Linked DNA regions of Mus musculus: all the other regions are linked to region 1. Evidence: chromatin loops called from intact Hi-C (ENCODE). Cell type or tissue: left cerebral cortex. All regions are shown on one strand.

What was found. Peaks named below come from ENCODE experiments on the same cell type or tissue, not always from the same donor. Only the 100,000 strongest peaks of a DNase experiment are listed, where the experiment ranks them.
Region 2: a loop joins it to region 1, with 7 times the contacts of the local background. A loop is called at or near these places in 25 of 42 quality-filtered maps.
Region 3: a loop joins it to region 1, with 2.5 times the contacts of the local background. A loop is called at or near these places in 2 of 42 quality-filtered maps.
Region 4: it touches region 1 in a loop (5-fold over the local background); 13 of 42 quality-filtered maps call a loop at or near these places.
Region 5: a loop joins it to region 1, with 4 times the contacts of the local background. A loop is called at or near these places in 2 of 42 quality-filtered maps.
Region 6: it touches region 1 in a loop (7-fold over the local background); 4 of 42 quality-filtered maps call a loop at or near these places.
Region 7: a loop joins it to region 1, with 8 times the contacts of the local background. A loop is called at or near these places in 22 of 42 quality-filtered maps.

Annotation. Positions count from the first base shown.
Region 1 is chr19:22,302,075-22,306,074 of GRCm38, reverse strand. It overlaps a transcript of Trpm3 not described here. Among named protein-coding and RNA genes, the nearest start is that of Trpm3, 140 kb to the left of the region's middle. In left cerebral cortex, a CTCF peak has its summit at 1,532 (motif pointing right); DNase peaks (open chromatin) are centred at 1,602 and 2,912; H3K4me3 peaks cover 311 bases; H3K27ac peaks cover 290 bases.
Region 2 is chr19:21,776,164-21,780,163 of GRCm38, reverse strand. It overlaps Cemip2 (cell migration inducing hyaluronidase 2), which reads right to left and starts at 1,824. Exons shown (of 24, transcript NM_001033759.2): 1 at 1,378-1,824. In left cerebral cortex, CTCF peaks have their summits at 1,952 and 2,552 (motif pointing left); DNase peaks (open chromatin) are centred at 1,867, 2,558, 3,366, 3,815 and 3 more places; H3K4me3 peaks cover 2,200 bases; H3K27ac peaks cover 1,505 bases.
Region 3 is chr19:22,137,212-22,141,211 of GRCm38, reverse strand. It overlaps a transcript of Trpm3 not described here. Among named protein-coding and RNA genes, the nearest start is that of Trpm3, 310 kb to the left of the region's middle. In left cerebral cortex, a CTCF peak has its summit at 2,195; a DNase peak (open chromatin) is centred at 2,161; H3K4me3 peaks cover 926 bases.
Region 4 is chr19:21,732,326-21,736,325 of GRCm38, reverse strand. It overlaps Gm41818 (a long non-coding RNA gene), which reads right to left. Exons shown (of 3, transcript XR_003952858.1): 3 at 3,995-4,000. Among named protein-coding and RNA genes, the nearest start is that of Gm41818, 11 kb to the right of the region's middle. In left cerebral cortex, a CTCF peak has its summit at 1,932 (motif pointing left); a DNase peak (open chromatin) is centred at 1,935.
Region 5 is chr19:21,651,195-21,655,194 of GRCm38, reverse strand. It overlaps 1110059E24Rik (RIKEN cDNA 1110059E24 gene), which reads left to right and starts at 2,404. Exons shown (of 4, transcript NM_025423.2): 1 at 2,404-2,588. The coding sequence starts at 2,487. Abhd17b (abhydrolase domain containing 17B) reads right to left here and starts at 1,886. Exons shown (of 4, transcript NM_146096.3): 1 at 1,602-1,886. In left cerebral cortex, a CTCF peak has its summit at 1,891; DNase peaks (open chromatin) are centred at 1,497, 2,198 and 2,671; H3K4me3 peaks cover 3,453 bases; H3K27ac peaks cover 3,127 bases.
Region 6 is chr19:21,911,331-21,915,330 of GRCm38, reverse strand. No RefSeq gene overlaps it. Among named protein-coding and RNA genes, the nearest start is that of Cemip2, 130 kb to the right of the region's middle. In left cerebral cortex, no CTCF peak of the experiment used is centred here; no DNase peak of the experiment used is centred here.
Region 7 is chr19:21,569,452-21,573,451 of GRCm38, reverse strand. No RefSeq gene overlaps it. Among named protein-coding and RNA genes, the nearest start is that of Gm38486, 25 kb to the left of the region's middle. In left cerebral cortex, a CTCF peak has its summit at 2,081 (motif pointing left); DNase peaks (open chromatin) are centred at 2,066 and 2,446.

The sequences.
Region 1 (4,000 bases):
AGAAACATGCATAAAAGTGTGTTATGATGATCTGTTAGTCAGACCCTGAGGACTCTCAATAGCAGACGGAGGAGTGGCTATAGCCTCAGACTTTAAGTCAAAACAAACAATACCGATCAAACCAAAATTAATGTATTTCTCTATAAAGACATTAATTCATGTTAGTAGCCCAACAGTTCTTATTCTTTATGCAGTTCTGTGGAAGTTTATCTATAAAGTCTGCCTTGTTGGTCTGAAAAAAGTATGTTTAGTTCAAGCGGTAGTTCAGGTCCAGTGATGGGGAGCCTGGTCCAGCCACCTCATGAATCCTCTCATCTCTCGAAGAACCGTTTCTATTACAAGTCATCACCACTCAGACTTCTGCTGAGTGGTGAGAGTTCTCCTCACACAGAAGACAGCACCAAGCAGACCAAGGATCCCGTCTAACGGATGATCTGCTGAGACACAGTGTGTCTTTACACCATCATTTAGAAGCTTGTCTACTAGAGAAACACCATGGTCTATGTAACACAGTTTTTATTTACACACACTTGTACATGCAGACACACACACACACACACACACACACACGGAGACACAGACACAGAGAGAGAGACAGAGACAGAGAGAGCTCCCACTGACCAATATCACTGAATTACGCCATTAATTCAGAAGAAAGTAGAAAATTGGTGATTTACTTTATTTCAAAAACTTAATTTCCAATGCCTTTCTGTCTATTAGCTATTTTGTACTTCAAGATTGAACTAACCTGTTTGCCCAATAGATGATGCAGTCTACCTTTTGTGTCTTCAGGCTTAGATTATAACACAAGTGTCTCTAATTATGAGTCTCATCTGTTTTGACCGTTAACACCCACATTTCTAAACGAAACTGAAGATGCTCTTCCTCAAATGCTGCACTCATGAAAGTGCTGGTTAATTTTGCTATTAAGAAATTGTGCATTAAAAGACTGACAAGATGGCTCAGAGGTTAAAGGCAACTGCAGCCAACCCTGAGGATTTGAGTTCAATCCTCAAGACCCACAGAGTGGAAGGACCAGATCTAAGTGCACCCAGAATTCACAGCCACATAGGTACATACATGTGCACACACAATAAATAATAAAATGCAGTAAGAACTTTTAAGTGTTCTATAGGTTAAACAGTGCACACAGCTAAGTAATACAAGAGAATATTCCCTCTGGGAAAAGATGCAAAAAACGGACAAACTTCTAATTAGGAAAAAATACTTGGAAATCACATGAACTTTGTATTTACATATAGTGCATATTAAAATTTTGTTCAAAATATTTTTCATTGTCAAAAATTGAAATTTTCAAATTTTTATTACTGTTTCCTTAATGCCAATTTATTTTAAATCAGTCATAAACAGAAGCAGATTTTCCAAGATTCATGAAGTGTAGGAGGTAGGAAGGAACTCAGTAACGGTTCCACACATCGTGTGCTGGTAAAATGGACGTAAATGGGTACTTTGCATTTTTTTGTTTAAAATACCAGCTTCCTCCTTTGTCAGTTCTGGGTAGACAAGATTCTTCTGCAAGAAAGCATTCCAGACTTGCATTCTTAGAACTAGCCACGAGAGGGCGCTAGAAGCATTACATAAAGATATGTTGCCTATTCCCCCCCCCCCCCCCCCCCCGCCCCCCGCCTTTTCTTTTCCTTTCTGTATACTCGGGAGTGAAGACAGTATTGCTCTCAGCTGAAAAGCTGCCACTGGGAGACGGGTGCAGAAGAAATGTCTTGTACTGCTCTGCGGTCGGCAATCCATTTACTTGGCAAACTCAAAAGTGAAGCAAGGCCCAGCTTGTCCCTGTTTAACAACGTCGAATGAAAGGCCATTTCATCTCAGGGCTGTTAAGTCCAAATCGAATAATACCTAAGCTGCTTGGGCCAAGCCATCTCAAGTGCTCCGGCACCAGGCAGGGCTTTCTTCGTTGATGCTAAGCACCAATTCCCCCGGTTCTCTCCCCAGCATAGAACTTGATCCTGCTGAGTCCCCTGGCCCACCTTCCCAGCTGGAGTTTCCAAATCAAGATTCAGTGAGAACTCTCACCAGGCTGGCTTGACAATCACTCTGCAGGTGCAAATTAACCCATTCGCTTCATGAATTTCAGACAGTGCCTTACATGTTTGCAAAAGGAAAATAATGCCACGGCAAAAAATTACACAGTCTAACTGTGACTTTTCTCTAAATCCTATTTCTGCTAATGTAACAGTCACACCAGAGATCTACCCCTAGGTATCTACGACCAACCAGATCAAGGGCCAAACACCTATTCCTGAGTACGTCTGACGATGTGGCAGATGCTAATGCACTTCCATTGGCCTGTGATGGACGGAGGAGAGGTCTGGGAGCCGCTGCAACTGTGTAAGGTGTCACTAGACTGTCTGAGGGTACCATTTTTTTTTATAGTTTTCTAATCAACTTGTTGCTAGTAAGCAATAGTAATTCACATTAAGCAAACAGAGGGAGGGCGTGTAATTTATTCAAAGCTCCTGCAATCTGTTTGTTGCAAGCAGCCAGGATCTTGCTGTGATCTGCCCTTCATGTGCAAAGCTCACTTTGCACAGTCCATCTCCCTTCCTTAGGGGAAATCTCTGCACAGAGCCTCCAGACTATTAGCACACATTTTCTTCCCTACATCCCTAGCTGACAGAGCTTACTTGACTAAGAAAGCTGTATTTTTCGAAGATAAGCCCAAGCAGGAGCCACAACCTTCAGAGGGGAGAGCAGAGATGCAACAGAGCCCTGTGTGATGAATTCCACCCAGTGCCTCCTGGAGGGGGCTTACTGAGAGCAGGCAGTAGATCATCCGTTCACTGCCCGCTTCTCACACTTGATCTAGTCCCGTTCTTCGCCCCCCACTGTGGATCACAGCTACACAGCCTGCTTCCTGCTTTCCAGATTGCCAACCTCTCTCCGCACGCACGACATCCCGGGGGTTGCTCTTACCACACCCACAGGTTTTCCTATGTTTAATTCAAAACTCAAATGTCACGTCTTTCAGCTTCCCCAGACACCACTTCCAGTCCTTGTGCCTGTACTCAATCTCTCTCTCCATCCTTCTCTAGGGCGAGGCAGATTTCTTAACCTGGGGCTCTTCTGTCCTGCCCTAATGTGCACCCAGAGCCCAGAAACCTTTCTTTTTCGAGCAGTCTTTTATTAGGTGCTTGGTAAAGAACTGATTTGCGACTTGCTGAATGAGATTATTCTTAAAAACTTACTTACAACAAAACAAAACACCAAAAAACAAAACAAAACAACAAAAAAAAAAAAAAAAAAAAAAAAAAAACCAACGGGCGTAGTGGCGCACACCTTTAATCCCAGCACTCGGGAGGCAGAGGCAGGAGGATTTCTGAGTTCGAGGCCAGCCTGGTCTACAAAGGTGAGTTCCAGGATAGCCAGGGCTATACAGAGAAACCCTGTCTTGAAAAACCGAAAAACCAAACCAAACCAAACCAAAACAACAACAACAACAAAAAAAAAAAAAAAAAAAAAAAAAAAAACCCAAAAAACCCAAACCTTACTTACATTAAATAATTAGCATATGGAAACCACAATACAGTTCTCCTCCTTTAGAGATTAACTATCTAAGTGAGGAGTCTGAGAGTAATAAGTGTATTGTACAAGTGTCAAAAACAGGCAGCAGGATGGTGGCCTGGAAGGCTCAGTACCCAGGCTTCCCCTTCTATGCTTAGGGACACACCAGTGAGCCTTCGTGGCCGCCTGTCTAGACTCGGTTTGTGCATCATTATGCTATCGGTACACAAAATCCATATTATTTTGGGACAGGAAAAGGAGGAAAGCATTAACTCAAAGGACAAAGAATGTCTGTGGCATTGGAATACACAAGATGCTATATGAGCATTTAGCAGCATCAGAAAAGAATAAGCTTGTGGCTGGGGGAGAGAGAAGGGCCTTTGAAAGGCAACTGCTGGACTTTAGTGCTCGCCAAAGGTCCCAACAGAACCTTACACAGAAAACATAACCTCCCTGCCTA
Region 2 (4,000 bases), 530 kb after region 1:
GACAAAAATCAGACACAGTATGGGATAGAGTGAGCTTAAAGTCTGAGATAAATTTCCAGCCCCGACTCACCACCCTACACATAAATAAAGAATGTTATTTTAAAGGCAGAAGACACTATCACGAGCTGTCCCATGTTAACTAAATGAACAGCATGCCTGGTGCACATTTTGCTTTGCCCAGAAATGCAAACTCAAAGGGAAAGACAATAAGGGACACACCAGAGTAGGATATGGAGACCAGACCAGTGCTAATGGGTCAAGTTTTCTTAATCTTTAGGGATATATATAATTTGTTTGTATTTGGGTTTAGTGGCCATTTCCAACAGATAAGCCTGGTTGCAATGGGAATTCAGGCTTCCCTTAAGCTTTGATGAAACTCTTCTCCTGCCTCCTCTTCCTCTAAATTTTCTTTTTACTGGTAAGAGCCCTTAAGACTTCTGCAGCCCTTCAACATGTGCAACTGTGTAGCATCAGACTAGTCACCAGCACAAGGGAGTCAGTCCAACACACTGTGTGGTTCAGGAGCAGATGGAAGTTCCTAAAAGACAGGCACTCTACCTTTAACCCCAACTGCAGAAGAAAGGAGATGTGTCAAAAGTCTGTTCTCCTAACCTTCGGCGGAGAATTTAAGGGGAGTGTTTCTGCTCCACAGGGGGTCTGGTGACAAACACCAGCCCCCCAGCAGAGACCTTGGTTTTATTGCTAGAGGGCAGTAAGTAGTATTACGTGAAGCACCTCAGGGTACTCGCAGTGAGAACCCCATTCTTTGCCAGGACCTCCCAACTCTGCCAAGGAACTGTGGTGAGTGAGGTCCTGTGCTAAAAACTGGTCCCCAGCTTTAAAGATGCCCAGATTCTGAAACTGCGCCTTACCACACGGAGCAGGGTCACACCAACTCAGGGGAACAGTAGGAGACAAAGATCCACACTCCCCCCCAAACTTTACACAAGCGTGCTCTTGTAGACGCCAAGGCTCCACAATGCACATTCCATCAATCTTTCACTGCGGTCCGCGTCCCCCACGCAGCCTTTCCAGAAACTTTAGGGCTGTTCACACCGACTTTAAAAGACCCATTGTTAACCTCCCCGGGAACACAAAGTGGATGAAAAGGGGATCAAACCTCTATTCCTAAGGACCCCTTTTCATGGAAGAAGGTTGAGTCTCGGGGCGCTATGTATGGGAGAACTCCGGCGGGAAGGCGCCGGCAAAGGCGGACGCTGGAACCCACAGGATGTTGTGCTTCTCGGCAAAAAAACGCCAGCACAGGGACAGCCAGGCCTCCAGGACGCCAAGGTGCGCAAGTCGGGTCTGCGCCCTCCGGGCCCTTGGGACCGCCAAGGAGGCGGGGCTGGGCACCCGGGACTAGAGGAGCCTTACCTTCCCCTCCCCCTCCTGGCGTCGGTCTACTCAGGTGTCTACGCGATGGCCAGAGGAGCAGGAGCGGGAGCAGAGCTCCTGGAGTCCCCGCGTGCAGATCTCCTCTCCATGGCCAGGAACCCGCGTCCCGCTGCCGCTCTGAATTCAGCGGCAACCTACGCCGGAGGAGAAGCAGTCGGGGCCGGGGAGTAACGCTCCTCCCTCCGCCTTCGCGGCCACCTCCTCCAGCCAGCCCGGCTTGGCGCTCTTGGATCCTTCCCTCCCGGAGGAAGAGGAGGGGAATCGCCGTCCGGGCGGCGCGAGCCTGTGCGGCTCCGAGACAATAGCGGCAGGCAGGGCGCGTTCCCGAGCCGCGCAGGTCCCCGGTTCGGCGGGCGCCGCGGCTCGCTAGGGTCCCTCTAATCAGCCTCCGGCCACACAAGCGCCGGCTCGGCTGGGCCGAGAGTGCTGCGGATTGGGCAGGCGGCCCCGAGCTAGGGAGGCGGGTCAAAGGCGGGGTGGGCGGGGCCTGTTGTCAGAGGGACGAGACCTGCGGAGGCTCCGCCCACCACAAGCTGCAGACGAAGGCTCAGCGCCTCCAGCTGCCTTCAGCAGGAAGGACGCCCGCCAACACCGTCGGCGGCCAGGGTTTCCCAGCGGCTCCTTGACCTTCGGCTACAGATGACTACCTGGGAGTTCAGGAAAAGCAGCGGGCCTGAACCTGAGTCTGTGTACCTCATCATCCCAGCTGAGTCTGATACTGCTTTTTTTGTCACCTCTTGACAAAGTCGACCTGAGCCTGCACCCCTCATCACTCGAAACTGAACCTGCATCTTCTCGGGTCTAGCCAGGCTGCTGAACCCCTATTACCACCACCACCACCACCCCACACACACACACACACACCACCACCACCACCACCACCACCACCACCACCACCCACACACACACACACACCACCACCACCACCACCACCACCACCACCCCTGAGACACACACACACAGGGTTGAACTCTTTTCTCTTCCTTTATCATCCAATAGCTGAGTTCGACATCTTTTATCGCTCCGGAATGAAGCTGACTCGGCATAGCAGTATATTCCCCCAATAATATCCCGCAAGCCCCCCACCTCACTCAAAACTTTCTGAGCCTCGGGTCCTGGCGCCTCGACTGCCCCCACCTGGCCAACAAGGAAGCTGGATTCGTAGCCCTCTCAGCAGAGTCAGTGTGTTCTTGACTTCAGACCGTTGTCCAGTTCTGGTTAGGAGCTTGGAGCAGCCCCAGCATCTCACACTAAGGCCAGAATAAATATACCTAGGCCTGGTCACGCCTTCTGGCCACGCTACTCTAGAGTGGCTGAAGCTTGCAGGAGGCGGAGATGCAACACTGAAAACCAATCCTCAGCCCACCCTACTGCAGAATATACTGGCCGGGTGGCATGAGTAGCCCTGCCACCACCCGGTCCCCTGGAGGAAGTTGCTCTGGCAGAGGAAAAGCCTTTCCTGCAGCAAAGGGCGCGACCTGGCTTGGTCCGTCAGACCACGAGGTCAGGAGCTAATGACAGCTGCCAGATTGCCAAATCCGGACAGTCATCATCCTCTATTTAATTCGGAGTTGGACGTGTCGCCTCTGGGGAACTGTTTCATTGAATACTGTACAGGCAGGATTGTTCATTTTTCAGGCTCACTGTTGTTTGTCTGTCTGTTTGTTTATTTGTTTGTTTTCTCCCCCTTCCAGTAAAAATTCAACCGTGTAGCTATGATACACCAGCAGACAGAAAAAGGAATACCCTATTTCCAAGGTTTGGTTTAGGACTTGGTAGAACTGAACCAATGTTTCCAGACTGGGGCTAATAAGAATCCCCTGAGATCCTAAAAAACTTGGAAATGCCTCAACAAAGCTCTATGGACTGAGTCAGAGGAGTCTGCAAATGTAAATTTTGGCAATGCTTCTGGACCGAACCCACAGTTAACTAAAACCTTGGAAAGATGCAGAAGGAGAAGCTCCAGAGACATCTGAGCCGTCACAAAATCCTTACCCATCTGCCATCTCCAGCCCCAGTCCCTCTTTAGAAGAGAAAAGGGGAGGACTTAACATAATAGAGCAGATGATTCTCTATGACAAACTGCAAAGGAGGAAGGACTCTTAAGGTGGCCTCAATGGGACATGTTTAGAACTCAAGAAGGGAGGATGGGGGCTGGAGATATGGCTTGGGCTCCTCTTCCAGAGGATCCAGATTTGATTCCCAGAAACCTACAGGGCAGCTCATGACTGTCTCTAATTCCAGCTCCAGGGGATCCAATGCCCTCTTCCGACCTCAATGGTAGGTACACAGACATACATGCATGCAAAATACTTATACACATAAAATACTAAAAATAATTTTTAAAAGAGAAGAGAGGCAGGCCACCCTAACATGTGTGTTTGTGTGTGTGTGTGGGTATGTGGGTGTGTGGGTGTGGGTGTTTCTAATCCTGGAAACTACTGGGTATGGAGATGTGATTGGAGTAAGAGTCTTGACTGAGAGATTTTTCTGAGTTGCCTGGGTGAACCCTAACTGCAATCACACTTACGAGAAGGCAGAGAGAAATTTAAAACACAAAGGTGTAGAAGGTTCATGACCAGGGAAGCAGTGGCTGGAGTGA
Region 3 (4,000 bases), 160 kb after region 1:
ACCTTGAAACCATTATTATTCCCTTGCTCCCGTGTTAGCATGAATGTGTCAAGTGTCTCAATTACTAATGAAGTCCAAGTCTTTATCAACAACTCATGAGACCAAAACTAAGATGGATTGCAGACCAAAGAATGACAAAAGCTCATTATCTTTGGGGATTTTTTAAATCTGGTAATTAAATCTTGGCTTAGAGACCTATTTTTGGAGTTTTAGAACAAAATCAATATTGAACTTGTCATGTAATGTGAGAAAAAAACCCACAGGCTTTCACTGCTTTTTAACTGAATTGCTAATATTTCAATTAACAAGCATCACAGAGAAATACTGCCCCTTTGCCTGCTCTTAGCAAACAGAAGGACTTGGTTACTTTTCCAGATGTTTCTGGTTGCCATGGTATCCTAGTATGCCCTCCCTCACACACATTTTTATTCAAGGCAATAACCTCCAAGTCATTTATTGTCACAACAGTGTTAAATGAAGATTTTTGTATGGCCCTGATAAGGGCTGTTCACACACCTGTTGAACAAAATCAGACATGATATAAAAAGCCTCATAGAACAATGTTTAGATGTTTTGTAAGGAGATGAACTCAATTCTTAGTTTACATAAGAGGTAAGAGGTCATTAATCTTTTTCACAGAATTTATCTCAGAAGTCTGTCTTCAAATGAAAATTCCTTTTAAAGATGTTTTCAAGCCTGCATATCTTACAGAATATTTCTGTGGCTAAAATAAAATTAATTGCATGTACGTGGACCATGTCCATGTTCAGATGAAAACCTTGCCCACAAAATGGATCAAAGATTTGAAATTCCCAGATTGATTAATGCTTTCTGCCATTCATTTTGTAAACAAGCAAACAACATAAATAGGCTAAAATCTCATTCTGTGGGATTGCTGTTACATGCTACATTTACGGATACATTTTATCCTTCATTGCAACCCCTGAAAACTAGATTGAGCTAACACTATTCATACTGGAGTCCATGGTATGAGCTAATTTTTTTAATCAATTCAAATTCTTTCCATTATGTAAAATCTACACGATACCTCTGAAAACATAGAAACATGCATGCTGATATTTCCAAGGATGCTTTGGAAGTTAAAAACAGTGTGTTCTCCTTACCCATGAGCAACAGGAGGTCAATACAACTGTCTCCTAGAACAGAGATCTCTTTCCCTCTGTCTGACATGATGGAAAATCTAATATTTCAATATCAGAAATGTAAACGCAGCAAAAGTTTTCATCAACTGTATTTCCACACACACACATAGAGTGATGTTTTAATTTCACAGGAGTCCTTTTATTGCACTAATCAGACATTGAAGAGGCGCTGGCACATGGGGAAACTGCTTTCTGAATGTCGTACACACGTTAAGCCAGAGGCGTATAAGCACCTGGGATATTCTTGCTATTCTCCACATGCAAATGACATTCTGCAAACAATTAACTATACCCATTAAAACAGTGGGGGAGTGAGATAGAAAGAGCAAGTGCTAAGAGAGTAAAAATACAATGTGCTGTTCTTGTTATGCCCCCATTCAGTCGATGTTAAGTGAGTTTGAATGCGGGGCACACACAGACCAGAGGGATACACTCCTATCACACGACGCAGGACAACTCACACACTTTGTTAATTACAAAACTATAATGATCTGACCGCCAGCCCCTCGCCTCTCCAACACTTTTCCCATTTCTGCATAGAAAGAAGACACATCCAAATCCCCTCTTCTGGCTATAGAGGGGGAGACATCCCTTGGGGACCCCTGCTTGCAACCACCCAACACTTTCCCTGTAAGTGACTCCACAAGTTCCCAGGCTCCGGCGCCAGGAGAGCAAGTTCAGCACCATGGACAAGGTTTCTGGCACCAGTTAGGAAGGATGCTGAGGCCCTGACTCTCCCCAACTCACCGGTGTCTGCTGTGCCGGCAGTCCCGAGCGCTTGGTGGACCCCTGCTTGGAACTTAACCTTTTCCACGACTCGGCAAACCTGCCCCGGCTGGCGCTGCGGCTGCGCCTGCGGCTCTCTGCGCTGTCCTCGCGGTCAGAGCAACCTCTCTCCAGCTCGCCCGCATCCCTCCACTTCTTGCCCATTCTTAGCAGCCTGGCCCTTGGCAGTGCTCAGAGCAGCCTGCGCTCAGCTCTCTCCTGCGCCGCCTTCGCCTAGTAGGCTCCCCGCCTGAGTCGGGAGCTCCGTAAAGCTGCCAGCAGGCTGCGCTTGCGCTCGCGATTGGCTCAACAGGGGCTGGGGCTGCGAGCGCCACCTGCGCTCCAGCCCGCTTCCTTATGCACCCCAAATTGCTTTCCACCGGCAGCCACCGCCTTCAAGGCGCGGGAGGGGGAGGCAGGGGGTTCACGGCCCACGCCTGGGGTTGTGGAGCCACTGCTCTAGGAGTTTCTTGCAGTCAATGTGCCCCACCCAGTCTTCAGGCCCTGGGGACCTGGGAGCAGAAGCCTGGGTCACCCACTGGTGAGTGGGTGGAGACTCCAGTTGACTTAGACAAAGAGAGTAAGCCTGAAACTTTATCTGCCTTCCTTTCTCTTTCTTCCTTTTCATCTCTTTGCAACAACTGTATTCAAGTGTCCTTTGGGAGAGTCCAGCTTCATCTGCATGTCAGGTACTGGGCTAATTCTTCCCTCTGCTTGTCGGGCTAGCCCACTGGGCCTCAGACTTGGCTGCATATTGAAGTTTCCTGAATAGCTTTTCATACACACACACACACACACACACACACACACACACACGTGTGCACGTGTTATAAACTGTAGCATGTTAAATGCTGATATTTCCGATTCTGGGGCGGGGACTCATATAATTAGCTGGGCTATGCCTGGGAATCAGGATGCCACAAATTGTAATAGAGAGTGGGGCGTAACTCAATATGATAGAACACTTTCTGGTATATGCAAGGACCCAGGTTTTATCCCCAGCTTCCTAGAACTAAGAAGGAATAAAAGAGAATCCCCCAGTTGATTGACTCTCTTCTCCCTCTACAATTAAGCCCAAGGGTCTGTATTAAGGAGCAACGCTGAGGAGGATTCTGGGAAGAAAAGGGATTGGTACTCTTTCAAGGGACTTGTTTTTCCTCTCTCTCTAGGAAGAAGAGTTTCTGAGTTTTACCCTTTCAGTCCCGAGGAGAAGACACTGGTCAGGTTGAGGATGGTGTGAGATGGGTTACCCATCATGTCGCCTCCTCCTTATGGGGATGCTTCCCTCTACTTTGTCACGAGTCTCATGTCAGTTGTCTTAAACTGTGCGGGCCTCCCGTTCAGTAATGCCTTAACCTGATAAAAAGAGCCACTGCGGCACCACAGATTAACAGAGCCCAGACAATGCCTTCGACGATCAAGGTGAACATAACTCCATGTGAAAGAAATCACCCACCGAGCTGTTCACCCTTTGCAACCTCAGAAAGATACACTTTAGTTTCTTAATCAAATAAGAAGAAAGCATTTCTTTAAAAAACAAAAAGCACGTAAGAAGGAAGGAAAGAGGTTGCAGAATGCTGCAAAGAACAGAGTGCTTCTTTGGTCCTGGCTAGGGGTGGGACAGGGCAGAGGCAGGTTAGGGGCATGGGGAGGGCAGCTCACAACTGAGTTGGCAGAGGCCAGTGTGCTCTTGCAGGGGCCTTGGAATATGCTACCTAGCAGGGATGGCAGGAAGAGCGCTACCCGGCTGTCCCACAGATGTGCCTCTGTGTTTATAGCCTGTCCATGTAAGCAAGGTGGCCGTTTAAAGTAGCACTCTGTGTCTGAAAATCACAAGTACATATTTAAAAAAAAAAAAAAAAAACAATGTTTGCAACATTCAGCGGCATTTAATGAGCAAACCACGGGCTCCATGTTGCATGCATTCGTTTTATATCTAGGTTCATGGATTTGAAATTATTAGGGGCATTTCATGAATTTCCAAATATTCAGTTGATAATCCTCCAACTTATGAAAATAAAATAATCATGCATAGTTTACAAAGTACACGGATATGGGCGCAAAGTACCAAT
Region 4 (4,000 bases), 570 kb after region 1:
TCCTATAATCTCAGCAACCAGGAGGCTGAGGCAGGAGAAACAGGAGTATAAGGCTAGCCTGTACTACTTGGTGAGATCCTGTCTCAAAACCAAAAACAGAAAGGAGTTTTCTGAGGCACAAATACAGAAGACAGAGTTTCAGCTTCAAGAACAGCATGTGCAGAGGTAATAAATTAAAATCAAGTGCTGCGGCTGGAGAGTAATAGAGGTGGGGACTGCCAAGCTGTATGCATCAGAAAAGGTAAGGGCTTTAGGCATCCCCAGAGCAAAGCCAGGAAAGCACGTTGTGCTCTCTCTCTCTCCCTCTCCCTCTCCCTCTCCCTCTCCCTCTCCCTCTCCCTCTCCCTCTCCCTCTCTCTCTCTCTCTCTCTCCCTCTCTGTCTCCCTCTCTATCTCTGTTTCTGTCTCTCTCTTTCCCTCTCTCTCTCTCTTCCTCTACTTTTCTTTCTCTGTCTATATCTCTGTCTCTCTGTGTTGCTGTCTGTCTGTCTCTGTGTCTGCCTCTGTCCATCTGTCTGGATCTTACTATATACTCAGAATGACTTTGAACTCACTGTGATCAGGTTGTTTTGATCAACTTAAAAATCATTTTTAAGCTACAGAAAAAGTTGCAGCAATAAAGAAATTTCATGGTGGCACATTTGAGAGGCTGAGGCAGGAGGATTACAAATTCAACGCCACCTTGGGCTACAAAGTAGGATCCTGTCTCAAATATCAAACCAAAATAAACAGAAACAGATTTCATAGAGAACCACTCCAATTGCTAACACTTGCCATTCTCTCTGCGTTTGTGTCCACACTCTATTCACGGGACACTTTGACACTCAATAAATCACATATGGTCACTGAAGTGACTTTTTAGCTCAGTGATAGATCATTGAGCTGGTGTCCATAGGTCTATTGTCCGTGCCTAAGATCAATCCACAGGCTTAGAAAAAGGAAAGAGCCCAAAGATAAGATGCTCATGAAGATAGGAAGGGGTAGTAGGTGTTCCTCTAGAACTGCAATAACGGGCCACCAGATCAAGGCAGCCTTCCTTTTTAGGTGGAAGAGAGAAATGTTAGGAGAACACTTTTCCCAGGTCGGTGCATCTGAGGGAAACTCTGGTTTGAGGATTTGGTATCTTAGTGGTAGAGGCTGTGGCAAAGCAGAAATTAGTGATAAAACAATAGAAGGTGTATAAATATTGCCTATATACACATACATAATCCTGTTTGTATGATAAGCATGATTTCAAATCCTTTAGATAAATCAATTATTTTAACTCTTGTAACAATCCTTCAAAACTAGATAAGCTTCCTGTGTCTGGAGGCTCCCAAGAAGGGACCAGACAAGAGAAATGTACTGTGATGGATTATCTTTAAAATTGTGCCTTGTTTGGTCAGAAACCTTAGAAGTTAAGAGAACTGGCTACTCTTATAGAGGACCTGGTTTTGTTTCCCAGCACCTACATGGTGGCTCATAACTATCTATTACTCCTGTTCTAGAGGATCAATACCCTCTTCTGATTTCCCTTGGCACCAAACTCACACAGACAGGCAGGCAGGCACACATGCATACGTGCAAAACTCATACACACAAAATAAATATGAAACATTTTTGAAAGAAATTTGGAATATTTCACCTCCATTTACACCAGGGGATAGCTTGCTACTCTCCAGACCTCCAACCTTGGCTGAAGCCTGTATTCATCTCTTATGGAAATTCATGTCTGTAAAGGCTTTTGGTTATATATTATATTAGCATCGTCCACATCAACAAGAACTAACCTAAAATGTGAAGAGTAGGAGATACTTTTGATTACAAATTGCTTTTGAATTCGATAAAGCAAAGTGAGGTCCAGAAATGACAAGTCATTTTAATTTTTATTTAAAGATGTAAAATGGTTTAACTATCACTGGCATGAAAGCCAGTATTTCCCAAGCGCCCTCTTGTGGCATGGATTAATGATTTCCAAATTCCTGTTAGATGGAGACCAGGGAAGCAGATTTCCCTTTTCCGTGCTGGGCACTGAACCCAGGGCCTTGCACTTCCTAGGTGAATGCCTGTGCACTATAGTGCACACCTGACTCTAGCTGTGTAATCACAGTGATTTCGGTTTAGCTGCTGTGGAAGCCTGCAGCTTAAAACCTTCTCACTGTCCTGGAAACGCTGGAAACAAATCTTTCAAAGGCATAAGAAAACAGATAATTTCTCATGTTGTATACAAAAGATGGAAGACAGCTAGCTCAAGGCCACCAAAAATGTAAATGCCAAGATGAAGAGCAGAGCCCTTCACAGTGCCTCTGTGGCCTTACTTGCAGCATGATGAACTAGAAGAACACTGTCTGATCTAGTCCTCCTCAGAGTGCTGATCTGGGAACTCTATGAGTTCTGCAAAGTTCCCTGTACCGCCATTGCCTCTGACAGAGGACAGCACAAGCGAAGTGGACAAGAGAGAGTCTTTGAAGATCGACGATTTCCTTTGCAGTACTCAGCATACCCCAAAGATGGCCTTTAAGGAAGTGAAGGGAAATAAGCAGGAGAAAGCAGACCTCACAGGGTGCTGAGTTTATTTTCAAGAATTAACCTGTAACTGACACTTGGCAATGCTGGGCATCAGCTCCCCATCCCTCAGATGTCAGGGCATTGCGTGTTGTTCTGTGTTCTGTGGGCCTTTGTCACTTGAAGGTGAAGCTGAAGCCAGACGAGTCTAAGTGTCTGGGGTCCCCGTTACTAGTGAGTTGAGGCAGAAGAATCACTTGATTTTGGTTCTGAACCAGGCTGGGCAACAGATGACTCTTATAAGTAAAGCTGAGCAAAGGAGAAATAGCAACCAAGACAGAAATAGGAAGAGAAACAGAAAATGCAGGGAAGGGGCTGAAGAGATGCTCAGGGAGCTGGCTAGGTGACTGCTCTGCACTGTGGGGACCTGAGCTTAAGGATACAGTCATGGTGGCATTCTCCTGCACTTTTACCTTAACATGAGGAAGGCAGAGACAGGAGGATCCCAAAGACTCAACGGGCAGCTAATGGGGTTGAATCGGTGAGATGCAGCAGGTTCAGTGAGCTACACACACAGTCTTTTCAAGAGCAAAATTGCTTTGAGTATCACAAGAATCTTTGAACTCTTTGATCAGGGTGGGGAGGGACTGCTAAAGACTGGGGAGTTTCTGAAGTTGGATTTAATGTATCTCAATGGAAGGTCATAAGCCTAGAGGAGCCAGGGGGAGGAGGGATATGGCTTGGACATGCAATATTCTCCATAGGCCCACATGTTTGAAAACTTGGTGCTCAACTTGTGCTGCTGTTTGGGAAGGTTGGGAAATGCTTAGGAGGTGGAGCCTTGATGGAGGAAGTGGGACACGGGAGCTAGACTTTATACACTGACCCATCTTCCTATCCCTTCTCTGCTTCCCATGTGTGGATGTAGCATGAGTATCCAGGCCCTATCCATAGTACCACGCCTTCCCTGCCTCCTGCCATGTATTCCCTGCCATGACGGACTGTATTCCTTTGGGACTGTGAGCTAAAAGTCAACACTTTGTATTTATGCTTCGTTTGTGAAGGAATTTTACCACCACAAGAAGACAGTGTCTATGATATGATATATTCAAGTGAGGACCGTGTATTGCGCTGCCCTTTAAGTGATATTTAATGAATCTCACAGTGTGATATAAATGAAGACTGGAGTAAGCTCTACTGGAATTGGTCATTTTCTTAGTGCTTCCTTGGGCTGAGTCAATAAGGAGGTCACACACTCCCTGTACACGCTCACTCAGCCCAAAGCCCAGCCAGAGAGGTGATCATGTGTGAATGTCCAATCAGAGAAGTGGTTACATGTGCTATACGACTAGCTCACGATCCTCCATGGGCAAAGCCCTTAATCACAAGGAAAGTAAGCCATGTTTCACACTCACAATTACATTTCGCTCGGATGGTTTTTGGGTCCTCTGCCCAAATCTACTTTGTGAAGTTTTGATCTGCTCTGACATTCCGAGCTGGCCTTGGGGGGGGGGGG
Region 5 (4,000 bases), 650 kb after region 1:
GTGTCAGGTGCCCTGGAACAGGAGTTAGCAATGGTTATGAACCACCATGTGGGTCCTACGAAGGGAACAGAGGTCCTCTGCAAGAGCAACAAGTGGCACATTTTAATAGTTCTGGATTATGAATGTGGACACGGATTCAGCCAAGAACCGCATGCCTGGGGTTGTAGATCAATTCAGTGATAGACTGTGGACTACTGAGTTTATTAAGCTACTAAAACATTATCTTGTCCCAGTACTTTACGGTAAGTCTATGCGTTGGGGTGGGCAAGAGCCTGCTTTTTCAGCTGTCGTTTTATCACAATGCAAAATGAGCGATGGTACTCAAGTAAACAAACCACTTATTAACCAGTGTATTGTACACCAAGGGACAAATTTAAAGCTTCCTAGCCTACTGAAAATCTAATCCTATCCTTGCCAATTAACCTTATTAATACTAGAGTAGGAGAAGAGAGAGAGGTCAAAATACGGTGAAGGCGCTACTAATTTCCTCCAAGATCTGAAACAGTAACGAAGGCATAGCAGATATTGTATCCATTTTCAACTTCCAACACCTTCGCCTTCTCCGTTTTCCATTGGTAAGACACCGGCACCGATAACAATGGTGATATTCAAAATACTGCATTGGCTACGAGTAGATTTATTACCCAACTGAATCCATGCGCCAAGTATATGGACACACATTCTCTAAAATAAGTGTTGATTGAAAATCCCCGTTAATGTAAACAAATATGTCAATCACAAACCGCACCTAATTAATTCTACTCAAGACTTAGTAGTTTTAGGTACTGCCCCAAGATGTCCAAAATTCTCTTTATACGCTGAAGGTTTGAAAAATGTAAATCCTAGGGATCAAGCAGTATATACTGCACAAGGAATGGAATACCTTTCATAAACTATCAGAAAAAAATTAAAGGTCACCCTTTCCGCGGGGCCCCGTTATTCTAATCCTTACCAAATCTGCTTCACATTGCCTTAAATCAGAGCAGCACTGATGAAACTAAATATCCTGCTTTTGACAGAAAAATCACCAAGATTAAGGCTCTGAACGTTTTCTTCTTTCTCTCTCTCTCTTTCTTTCTTTCTTTCTTTCTTTCTTTCTTTCTTTCTTTCTTTCTTTCTTTCTTTCTTTCTTTCAACAGAAGCGGAGGGAGGTTAAACTCTCCGAACGTCCTCCACACACTATAATTTGACACAACTTTCCTGGTTTAATATTAAATACAATTTCAAACAGAACTCTCCAACTTTCAATTCAAATCCAACCTCTCCCTCCTTGAGTTCTCAATCAGAGATGATACAAGTTCAAGCCATGGAAAGCAGCTCCCGCGACAAGCGGAGCGGGATACCCAGCTCAAGCTCCGGGCGGACTCCATCTAAAATCGAGGCTGGCGGGACCCGGACACCGAGCCGAGAGCGAGGGCCCGAAGTGGCCCAGATCCAGGGAGGGGAGCGGCGGCCCGACCCCATCTTGCGGTCCTCCCTGCGGGCGAGGAGGCCCGGGACGCACGGCTCTCCGCTCGGTAGCTCCGCTCCGAAGCCACCCGGCCTGGTCCCCAGCTCAGAGCGGCGACCCCCCGACGGCCCAGCAGCCCAGCCCCACGCACCTGCAGCTGGGCGGCCGCGGCCGCCAACGCGCTGTCCTCCGCGGGGCGCCGCCCGCCGACTCTGCGCCCGCGGCCCGGCCCGGCGAGGACGCGAAAGAGAGCTGCGGTGCCCGGGCGCGCTTCGTGGGGCCCCTCCACGCGCGTTCGCGTTCTGCTGACTAACGGCTCCGCCGCGAGGGGCGGCCGCCGCCGGGGCTCTCCGGCCCGAGGTCCCGCGCGGCCGTGGTCGCCGTCCGCAGCGCAGGGCCGGTGCTGCCTTCTCCGCAGCCCGCCTTCCTTGGCACCTCCGAAGGCCGCCAGGCGGCGGAGCGCGCGGCCGCGGCGGGCGGGAGCTGGGAGGGCGGCGGGGGGCGGGGGGGCGAGCGGCCCGGTTCGAGCTGCTCAGTGACTGGAGGAGGGCGCCGAAGCTGACCCGGGCTCCGGGCTGCAGGCGATCAGGGCACCGGCCTCGCCCACCTTCCACCAATCACAAACTGCGCAGCGGAGTCGCTACGCTACGGAGCCGGGAGACAGGTTGGGAGCGTTCGGCAGGAGGCGGGGATTGCGGAAAAGAAGAGCCAATAGGAACGGGGAATCTCCGTCCCTCCGCCGTGATGGACAGCCGCGTTCGAGCCAATGGGGGAGTTCTAGATTCGAAGAAAGCCGGACTTGCACCTTGGGTCCGAGGAAGGCTTTCCGTGAAGCCGGTAGTCGAGGATGTGCGGCAAGGCAGAGCCGAGCGTGACCTCCCTAATGAGTCACGTGGGCCGACCTGGGGCTGGGACGGAAAGAGTAGAAGAACTTCTTCCGGGTCACTGTCCTTAGTCTCAATCTGGGGCGGGAACGTCTTTACTCTTTCCTGTAACTTAAAGGCTGCACCGATTTACAGTGCTTGAGATTTTGGTGATGAGTTCCCAGAAAGGCAACGTGACTCGGTCCCGGCCTCAGAAGCACCAGAATACGTTCACCTTCAAAAATGACAAGTTTGATAAGAGTGTTCAGACCAAGGTAGGCCCTTGCCTGTTGTTCTGACTGCCATCCCAGGGGAAAAAAAAGTGACAGAGAGAGGAAAGGGGACAGAGAGAGGAAAGGAGAGGAGTTGGCGAGCGTGGACTGCAGCCCAGTTAGTCTTGGCTGCAGTGCAATCGTGTCTCAAATATTCTTCCCACGCCCTTTCTTTGGCTTGGCTCTGTTCCGTGAATCTATCTGATGGTCAGCACATCTCAGTAGTGGCGCCGAGACTGGATAGGGCAGCTTAAATTCATCCAACCTAAGGTACCGATGGGGCGATTGACGCCTTGGATGCTCCCACCTGGATCACGCCCCCGCAATAAGAAAATGAAATGAAGGCACTCGTCCGAGTGTCTCTTTGCAGCGACTGTTTTTCCGAGAACTCCCAAACCCATAAGTTTGTAGGGAGTACGATCTTAGCGTCACTGTCCTTATCAACAAGATGTTATTTCAGTTTTGTGTTGGAGCAAACGTTTTGGCTTGTGTAAAAATGGTTGCTTGCTGTCTATACAATTAACTTAGCAGGACCTGTGTAAAGTGGAAGAAAACTCAGACTGTTTGTTACTTGAGATATGTATGACTAGTGATTCTGTGAATAGCGATCCCCTTCCCCATAACTGAATGGGGAGCGGATAAAGGCCTTTAGTCGTCCTGGAGGCCAGCTTACATCAGATAAAGTTAATATTTACAGAAACAAGAGCTCAAATTTCCTAAGTTTGTTCCTTGAAGTAATTTAGTAATTTCTGTGACCTTTAGCCTCAGATAAGAAATCTGATAGGATTATTCGGAAGCTAACAGAAGAGTAACTAGTCTGGGACATAACAGGTGGTCAGCAGGTGATTACGTTTAAAACATTAAAAAGGCAATCCATAGTAACTTGTACTCTGTCTTTCTCTTTCATTGTTTCTCAGATATTTAATAAATACCTTTCACGTGCAGGGTTCTAGACCCCTGGTAGACAGTGTTCAAAACTATTGATTCTGCCTTTACGGAGCTTGTAATTGTCTGAGTAATATGGACAGTCAGTCAGCAGATGGATCTGTAATTACAAATTTCAATAGAAGTTGCTAAAGGGAAAGGCAGTTCAGTGAAGAATAAAAAAAAATAGTTTAAGCAGGGCCCTCAGACCACATTAGCAGACACTCGTCCATAAACCTGCTTTTCCTGTATTTTAGAAAAATATTATGGAGAGAAGTTGGTAAAGAAAATGGATTAATCCACAATTTGGCCCGAACAGCAGTGGGAATAGTAAAGTATAATTTCCTCCCACTGCTCTGTAGCCATCTTAAAATCTGTGGAGAGCCTTGAAAGTAAGACTAGACCATACTTAAATATAATTGTGAGATACACTAATTAGACCTTTCCCCAGAGGAAGGAAACTGGGGCCCCAGGTTGTCTCAGCTCTCTAT
Region 6 (4,000 bases), 390 kb after region 1:
TCATGTGCTGTGAATAACAAAAGAAAAAGCAATCCTTTGGTTTACATAAGTAGAGAGGCTTTTCTGTAAGCAGCTCTTTAGCAAACGAAGTTCATGGTAGCAATGAGATTTATTTTGTTTTTTTAAATGAAAACACCATGAAAAACGCTAGTATTTGTCCTTAGGATTGAATTATGTGGTCTTAAGCCTTTTTTTCCACTTTGAATTAGCTTCAAAAAATGGATCCCAGACTATGAAACAATATATTTAATAAATCTCCAAAAATGTCCCAAGAGGCACACTTTAGGCATTTATTTAACTGGTTCTGAGACTAAAGTAATTAACAGTCTTGCATTCTTCCTGGCCCCTTTAATTATAAAGCGAGACCTAAATATTTCATCATCCCCACATGATTAGCATGCTGGTGCAGATGAAAAGGGACGAGGGAGGTCTCTAGGGAACAGGTACTGAGCACTTCACATGTACAATAAACATCCCCAGCCACCATGAGTCTGGACATCTGGTAGAGATTTTGTAGTCATGAACATCTGGAATGTAATTTGTTACATGTAGCAGAAACTGCCTCCCTAAGACCATCTCTACTTTATTCAAAGCAATTTGCAGTCTTATAATCTGTTCACACCCTCCACCTAGCAGCTTGGAAAATAATTTCCACAACGCCTCTTGCAGCAACCCTTAGAGTGTCTCTGTCTTGCAAGATAGCAAGTGGTTACATTTCAAGCAGTTTCCCTCACTTCTTCCATCCCATTGATGAACTCTGGCTTTATAATGAAAGAGACCTTAGATGACTGTCAGGCTTCATTAGTTAATGCTGTCATCTATTCGCAGCCTGTGGACCGGACAGTATATAGGCAGGCACAGCAGGAAGCAGAGGCTTGACCAGGCAGGGAGTTCACTTGTGTTCTGGGCACAGTGTTCCTTTCCTGAGTACATAGACTTTTGCGATTACTTTTCTCACAGTTCCTGTGATTGTTGGGCCATTACAAATGGCTGCTATCAATAAGCATCCTAACCTTTCATTTGTGAGACCCAGCCTGCACTTCCAGGAGATAACAGTGACTTAGATTACAGCACAATGGAAAACCTCTCCCAAGACCTTTCTTGAACAGTCAGGATATTTCAAGAAAAAGTACAATCAGACCTTAGATAACATTTCCTTTCCTTTCTTTGTTTTTTTTTTTTCCCCTCCGTCCTTAAACACAGGGTTAAGAGGGAGCTATTAGATAACATCAATTCTTCTTTAGTCTGGGATGTGGCTGTACTTGCTCTGTAAACCGTGGGGTGCCCACAGGATGAGGCTGACATTTACCTCTGGGTGTGCCTTTCACAGTGCTGTCTAAGCTTGGGTTGAGTTTCATGTGTAATAGTGAGCCCCAAGCTCTTCTCAGAATGACTCGCCCTCCCTTGACACATCCTGAAAGGAAATGTCAACTGGAACTCCTCCATCAGCATTTCTTACCATTGCCAGGGCACGTTTCAGTAAAGGAGAACTCAGTCGGGGCCTTTACGGTCATTTTATGTCCCTTTCTTTGCATCTATTTCTCTTTGCAACAAATTTCTCCTTTGGGTTTTATACTTTAGATTTAGCCTCCAAAGGCAGTTATTATTTGTCTAATAATTGAAATATACCTTTATTGCCAGTGAAAAGCATGTTCATCCCAGGAAAAAATATATATACATACCTTTGTACTGGGGCCTTCTGAAATGTAAAAGTTGCACATGAGGAGCATACAGTAGGGAAATGGTTTAAGGGTGTTGCCCTCAGTCAGAAGCAGCTGAACTGCTGCTAATCATGGGCCTTCATACAAATGAACCCTAAAGCTGAGAGAGCAAAAGAGGATGTGGAGTGATCAGTGTGGACGTATGCTTTTGCATAAGGAAGCTTGCTACAGTGAATCCTTTGGACACAACAAAGGAAGGAAATCAACCTGGGTGTCTGTAACATGTCACTTACTGTGACAGTGTCTCATCCATGCCTGATCAGGGTGTCCCTGTTTGTATCAGGTCTTTTCCCTTGATAGTACATTTTTATCTGACACACCATGCCTGGGAAATGACAGTATCCTTCGCCCCCACCAGGCAGGCCCAAGCTCAAGACGTCATCGTCATCGGAACCCTCTGTATTTCCGTTGCTTGGCATGGCGCCTGCTGCAGGCTTTGCATTTTTCTCTATTTACTTCCTGCCTGGTTAAGGGAACTCTTTCGAGTCCTAAGTTTTGGTTTCAAGATGAATTAACAAAGCTTAGAGAAAAGATGAGACTGAGAGGAAAATGTGTTTCATAGCTCAATGCTTAGAACCAGAATTTTTAAAGCCTATAGAATTCACCTGTCCCTTGCCACCAGAAGAATGGAACAGAGGCATATGGGGTGATTCACACGTTTAGACAAAACAAATTGAGTCCTGTCTAAAAAGTGAAATGAACGAAGAGTTGATGTAGAAAGGTTGAAGTAGGAAGTCTGCTTAGGAGATGGCTATAAGTCCAGGCAAGAGATGATGGTATCTCCAACTAGGCTCTCAACATTCCTAATGTTCTTTCATACAGTTCCTCATGTTGTGCAACCCCAACAATACACTTATTTTGTTGCTACTTCATAATTGTAATTTTGCTACTCTTATGAATCATCACATATGTATCTGATATTTAGGATATATATGATATGCCCAAAGGTTGAGACCAGAGGAAAATAATGAGGGTGTAGACAAATAGCAAACAGGGTGTGTGTTGTAAGAGTGGATGGCATTATGAGAGTCAATGGCATTTGCTAATAGACTAAAAGGGAGGGATGAGGTGGGAAAACAACAGAAACAAGAACAAATTCCAGAGTGTCTTTAGTTAGCACAGTTGACTGGTTGGTTTTGTTCCATTCGAACAATAGAGTTAAAGTTAGCACAGCTTCCTGAAAGGGAGTGGGATGGAGGATCAGGCAAGTTGGATTTAAATGTCACATTGGAAATACCTATTCAAAAGTCAGCAAACCAAAGTATCTGTGTTTAAGCTAGAGTTCGGTGAGGAGATTTAGAAACATTCAGAGGACATTAAGGCTGAGAATGGATGGAATCACCTAGAACAGCTAAGTGACCTTCAGGCCTCACTGTGCCACTGTCCCCTGAAAAACTTGAAGGAAAATGCATCACCAGCTCCCACCTCCAAAGCAAACCAGCAAATGTGAGGAAAAGTGTGGAATCAGAACATTAGGAGAAGCAGACCTGGGGCGACATCTATGGATGTACTAAAGCAGAAGTTGGAAAGAGGAGAATCCTGTGAGGGAACTAGAGGCAGAGGCAGGGGAAAGGAAAGTCACACTTGCTTTCCCAGAAGCTCAGACAGAAAGTTCTCCGGATGGATGGATGGATGGATGGATGGATGGATGGATGGATGGATACATGGATGGATGGATGGATGGATGGATGGATGGATGGATGGATACATGGATGGATGGATGGATACATGGATGGATGGATGGATACATGGATACATGGATGGATGGATACATGGATGGATGGATGGATGGATACATGGATGGATGGATGGATGGATGGATGGATGGATGGATGGATACATGGATGGATGGATGGATGGATGGATGGATGGATACATGGATACATGGATGGATGGATGGATGGACGGATGGATGGATGGATACATGGATGGATGGATGGATACATGGATACATGGATGGATGGATGATGGATGGATGGATGGATGGATGGATACATGGATGGATGGATACATGGATGGATGGATGGATGGATGGATGGATGGATGGATACATGGATGGATGGATGGATGGATGGATACATGGATGGATGGATGGATGGATGGATGGATACATGGATGGATGGATGGATGGATACATGGATACATGGATACATGGATGGATGGATGGATGGATGGATGGATGGATGGATGGAGAGACCACTTAGCTGCTACATTACTAAGAAAGATGAGGACCCCACCCTGGGACATCTAGCTTCCGCAGGACTAAGCCCATCCTCTCC
Region 7 (4,000 bases), 730 kb after region 1:
TCCAAGAAGTGGGGAGGCAGAGGTGGGCGAATCACTGAGTTTAAAGCCAACCTGGTCTACAGAGTGAGTTCCAGGACAGCCAGGGCTACACAGAGAAATCCTGTCTCAAAAAAGCAAGCAAGCAAACAAACAAAAAGTGTGTGTGTGTGTAAAACAAAATTAATGAAAACAGAGACCATGGATTTGAAAAAGATCAGAGAGGGGTACACAGGCTGGGATGGAGAAAAGGGAAGAGGAAATGATAGAACTATATTCTACTTAAAAATGAAAACAAAATTTTAAGAAGAAAAACAAAATTACTTTAGTTCATTAGTCACCCGGGGAGAATAAAACGCATGGCGTTGCACCTGCGAAAGAATTATCCACCATCATGATGAATGTGTGCACGCACACGGGTGAATGTAGACTGGTGACAAGAACAGCTTATCCTGAGAAAGTTTCTCTCTCTTCCCCTTTCCGTCGTCCCTTCCCCCCAACCCCCACCCCATTTGCTCCAGTTCTCACACTCCATAGAACTGTGTTGCTTATTCCTTTCAGGATTGCTTCAGCTCTGGCTTCTTTCTCACACCTCCTCGTTAGGTTGAGTGACAGGTAAAACGCTGTTGTCTGAGATGTATCCGGCAGAGAAGAGAGTGGGGTGTGGATCCGCAGCTACCAGAACTTGTTTGAATCCCTCTTGCTCTGTTGCTCTCCATCTAGCCTCCATCTTCTGTGTATCGGGATCTAAACTGATGTTCACGGAGGAGCTTCAAGTGGGTCTGGACACGGCCATCTTCTCCCCATCTTCCTCGCCTCCTACTGTTCTTGCAGTAATCTAGGGCCCTTGGGTGTTTGGGATATAAAGGAGCTTTTTCTGGTCTCCCCTCCTCGAGGGCAGAGAACAACAGAAACTAAATAAGAAGCGGGGGGCTATGCATGGGCATTTAGTAGCTCTCAAGTAGCCGAGAGATGATACATACGGTAACTAGAGATTAACTTTCTTTAAGGGAGGCCTCTTGTGCAGATTTTTTTCTTTCAAGAATGACCAACAGTTGTGCCAAGCCCTGGTGTTGATATAAACACCATTCTGGCCATTGAGCACCGATTTCTAAGAGCTTTTTCATCCTCTTTGACAAGACACTTCGTCCAAGGAAGACACAGTCCAGAGGTTAAATACAGAAGACATCTGTATTTATTAGACTGGGTGCTATCGGGAAAGCTGTAGTTATGTTAAAAATAACATGCGATTCAAAGTTCACAGGATAAATATAGCCAGCTGGGAACAGATGAGTAATGTCGGTATGGTGGGCTGTGCTCCCAACCAGGGGGTGCTGAGTGTTGGAATTCAGTTTTACTTTTGATATTCCTTAGGCATTCTCAAGGTACAAAGCAAAACTCTGCTCTTGGGACTGGAGGCAGACATGACATAAAGAAGGGTCTGTTAAGGAAATAAAAGTGTCCTTCTATTTTACGACTACATTGCTCGTTCGGATTGTGCCGTTCTTGTATTCCGCACTGTGTTTCCATTGACCTTTTCCTGGCACGGCCGTGCTAAAACCTCTTCCGATAATCAAAGTATGTAGACAGCTACCCTGAAGATGGGAACTGGAAAAGACCAGCTAGCATCCAGGACTCACGGCCACAACATATAAGTTGCATGGTTGCTTGGCTTAGCTCTGTCTGTTGTCTTTGCTTGATATGGTGTAGGAATTGAGCCCAGGGCCTCTCCTGTACCCGGCATGCTTTGTCCCAGAGAACTGCCTTTCTCCCAGGGAACTGCGCCCCCATCCCCCAACCTAATTTTTAAATTTCACTCTTTGTTTTTCCTTTCTCTTGTGGACTTTATAGAAAGGCTCCCTTTCAAAATTCTAGCCATTTTACCTATTTTTAAAGAAGGGTCTTAGGTTCTTGTGGATCAGCACAGGCAGTACACCCTGGGGACACATTACTAGTGCACATTCTTTGGTCCACCCTACGGACCTACTGTACCAGGAACTGTGGGAATGGGACCCAGCGACACTGAGTTAACAAAATTCTCATGTTGGCTTGAGAACCACAGTTCCACCAGAACTAAGGGAAATCGCGCCCCCTGGAGGTCGCATGACCACAGCCGCCAGAAGTAGTTGCATCAACCCAAGCAGTCTAGAGGCAGAGAGGCAGCAGGGTTTGCAAATCTTACTGCCTCTCTCCATACAAAGTGACGACTGCAGGCAGCTTCAGAGGCCCGGGATTGATTTAACTATAAAGGATGGTGCCAGTTTGAAGATGGGTGAGTATGGGTGTATTAAAAAATAAATGAGTATTTGCTGATCTGTTTATCGTTTCCATTTCTGGTACTTGGTTCACTTCCGTATTCAAAATCTTGCAAGGGACCTCCATTGAGCCTTGTCTCAAACCTCTGCAACAGGATCCTGTTCTCGTATTCAGCTCTTACTTGCCTCCCACGTGGAGAAATGCTGCTTGCTTTCTTCTGTGTTTATGCTGCCAGGGCAACAGCAGGAGCCGGTATAGGCCTCTGACAACTGTGCTCTTTGCTGGAAGCAGCCCCTGCAGGGCAGGAGCCACCATTGATTCCCTTTGATCCTGCCTTAGCACACTGTTCTTGGTGAGAGGTGTGAAAAATACTTTCAAACGAATACATGGACTAATTCAGCCCGTAGTCTGCATGCGCTAGGCATTTCTGGAATGGCTCAACCGGCTTCCTTCACCCAGTTCCTCTCAATGTGAAATGCCTTATGCCCAAGGTCAATAGGGAATACCTCATGTCTATCTCTAGCCTGTCTAAACCCCATCTGATGAATTCACTGAGTCTCACTGTTTTGGGGATGAGTACAAGAAAAAAATATATGTACATATATATATATATATATTTATATTATATATATTTGTGTTGTGTTGGTTGAGGACTTAACACATACCACATCGCCTTAATTTTAAAATCAGTTTATGAGGAAGATATTATTATTGTTATTATCAAATGTAATGAAATGGATGGAAACAGGGCTTAAATAATTTGCTTAGGAAGTAGAGTGAGAGATTTCAAAGCTAGTACTAAAACCCAGGTTTGCTCTACCCTTAAGGTCAATTGTCTTAATTTAAGTCTACATGGGTAATAGACTAAGTACAGATATTCAAAATGTTCAAACTCAAAAATTATTAATATAAATAGACCATAGAAATCTAGACTGACGTTTTGTTATTCTTTTTAAAACAAGATCTTACTACACAGTCCAGATTTAACGTATATCTCAGTTGTCCTGGCATTACATACATGCACTACCATGTACTGGAAATTAGAATTGATGTGCTAGTCAGCGAATACAAATACACTGATGTCCTGCCAGTTAGGCTTTTCTCTAGGAGCAGAAAAATATAGGGCATGAATAAGGTTGACAGGTCCTTGATCTTTAAAAATTATTTTCTTTAATCCCACCACTCGGGAGGCAAAGACAGGAAGATTTCTGTGAGTTTGAGACCAGCCTGGTCTACGGAGCAAGTTCCAGGACTTCCAGGGTCACATAGAGAACCCCTGTCTTGAAAAACCAAAATCCCAAAACCAAATAAACCTAAAAAGAACTATTTTGCATTGGGAAGATTTGATGGAAGAGTCTGTCCTGGGCAAAATGAAGAAAGCACAGGCCCTGAAGCTAGGGAGACTGGAGGGAACCAATGAGCAGAAGCCACATCCACAGACCCCCATCCTTGCCCTTAGGAGGACTAACTCTGATCAAGACGCCCTGGCATAGGTTCTGTAAAAGAAGGAACCCAGCCCAGGCTGTCCCAGAGTGTAAGTCTATGACCATAGGAGGGAAAGTCAATCCTTTTGGTTTGTGCCACTAACACTGTCCCCAGAGCCTGAAAATGAGTGAGACTTTAGCAAAAACTCAAGTAATCTCTCTCTCTCTCTCTCTCTCTCTCTCTCTCTCTCTCTCTCTCACACACACACACACACACACACACACACACACACACACACACGAGAGAGAGAGAGAGAGAGAAAGAGAGAGAGAGAGAAAGAATA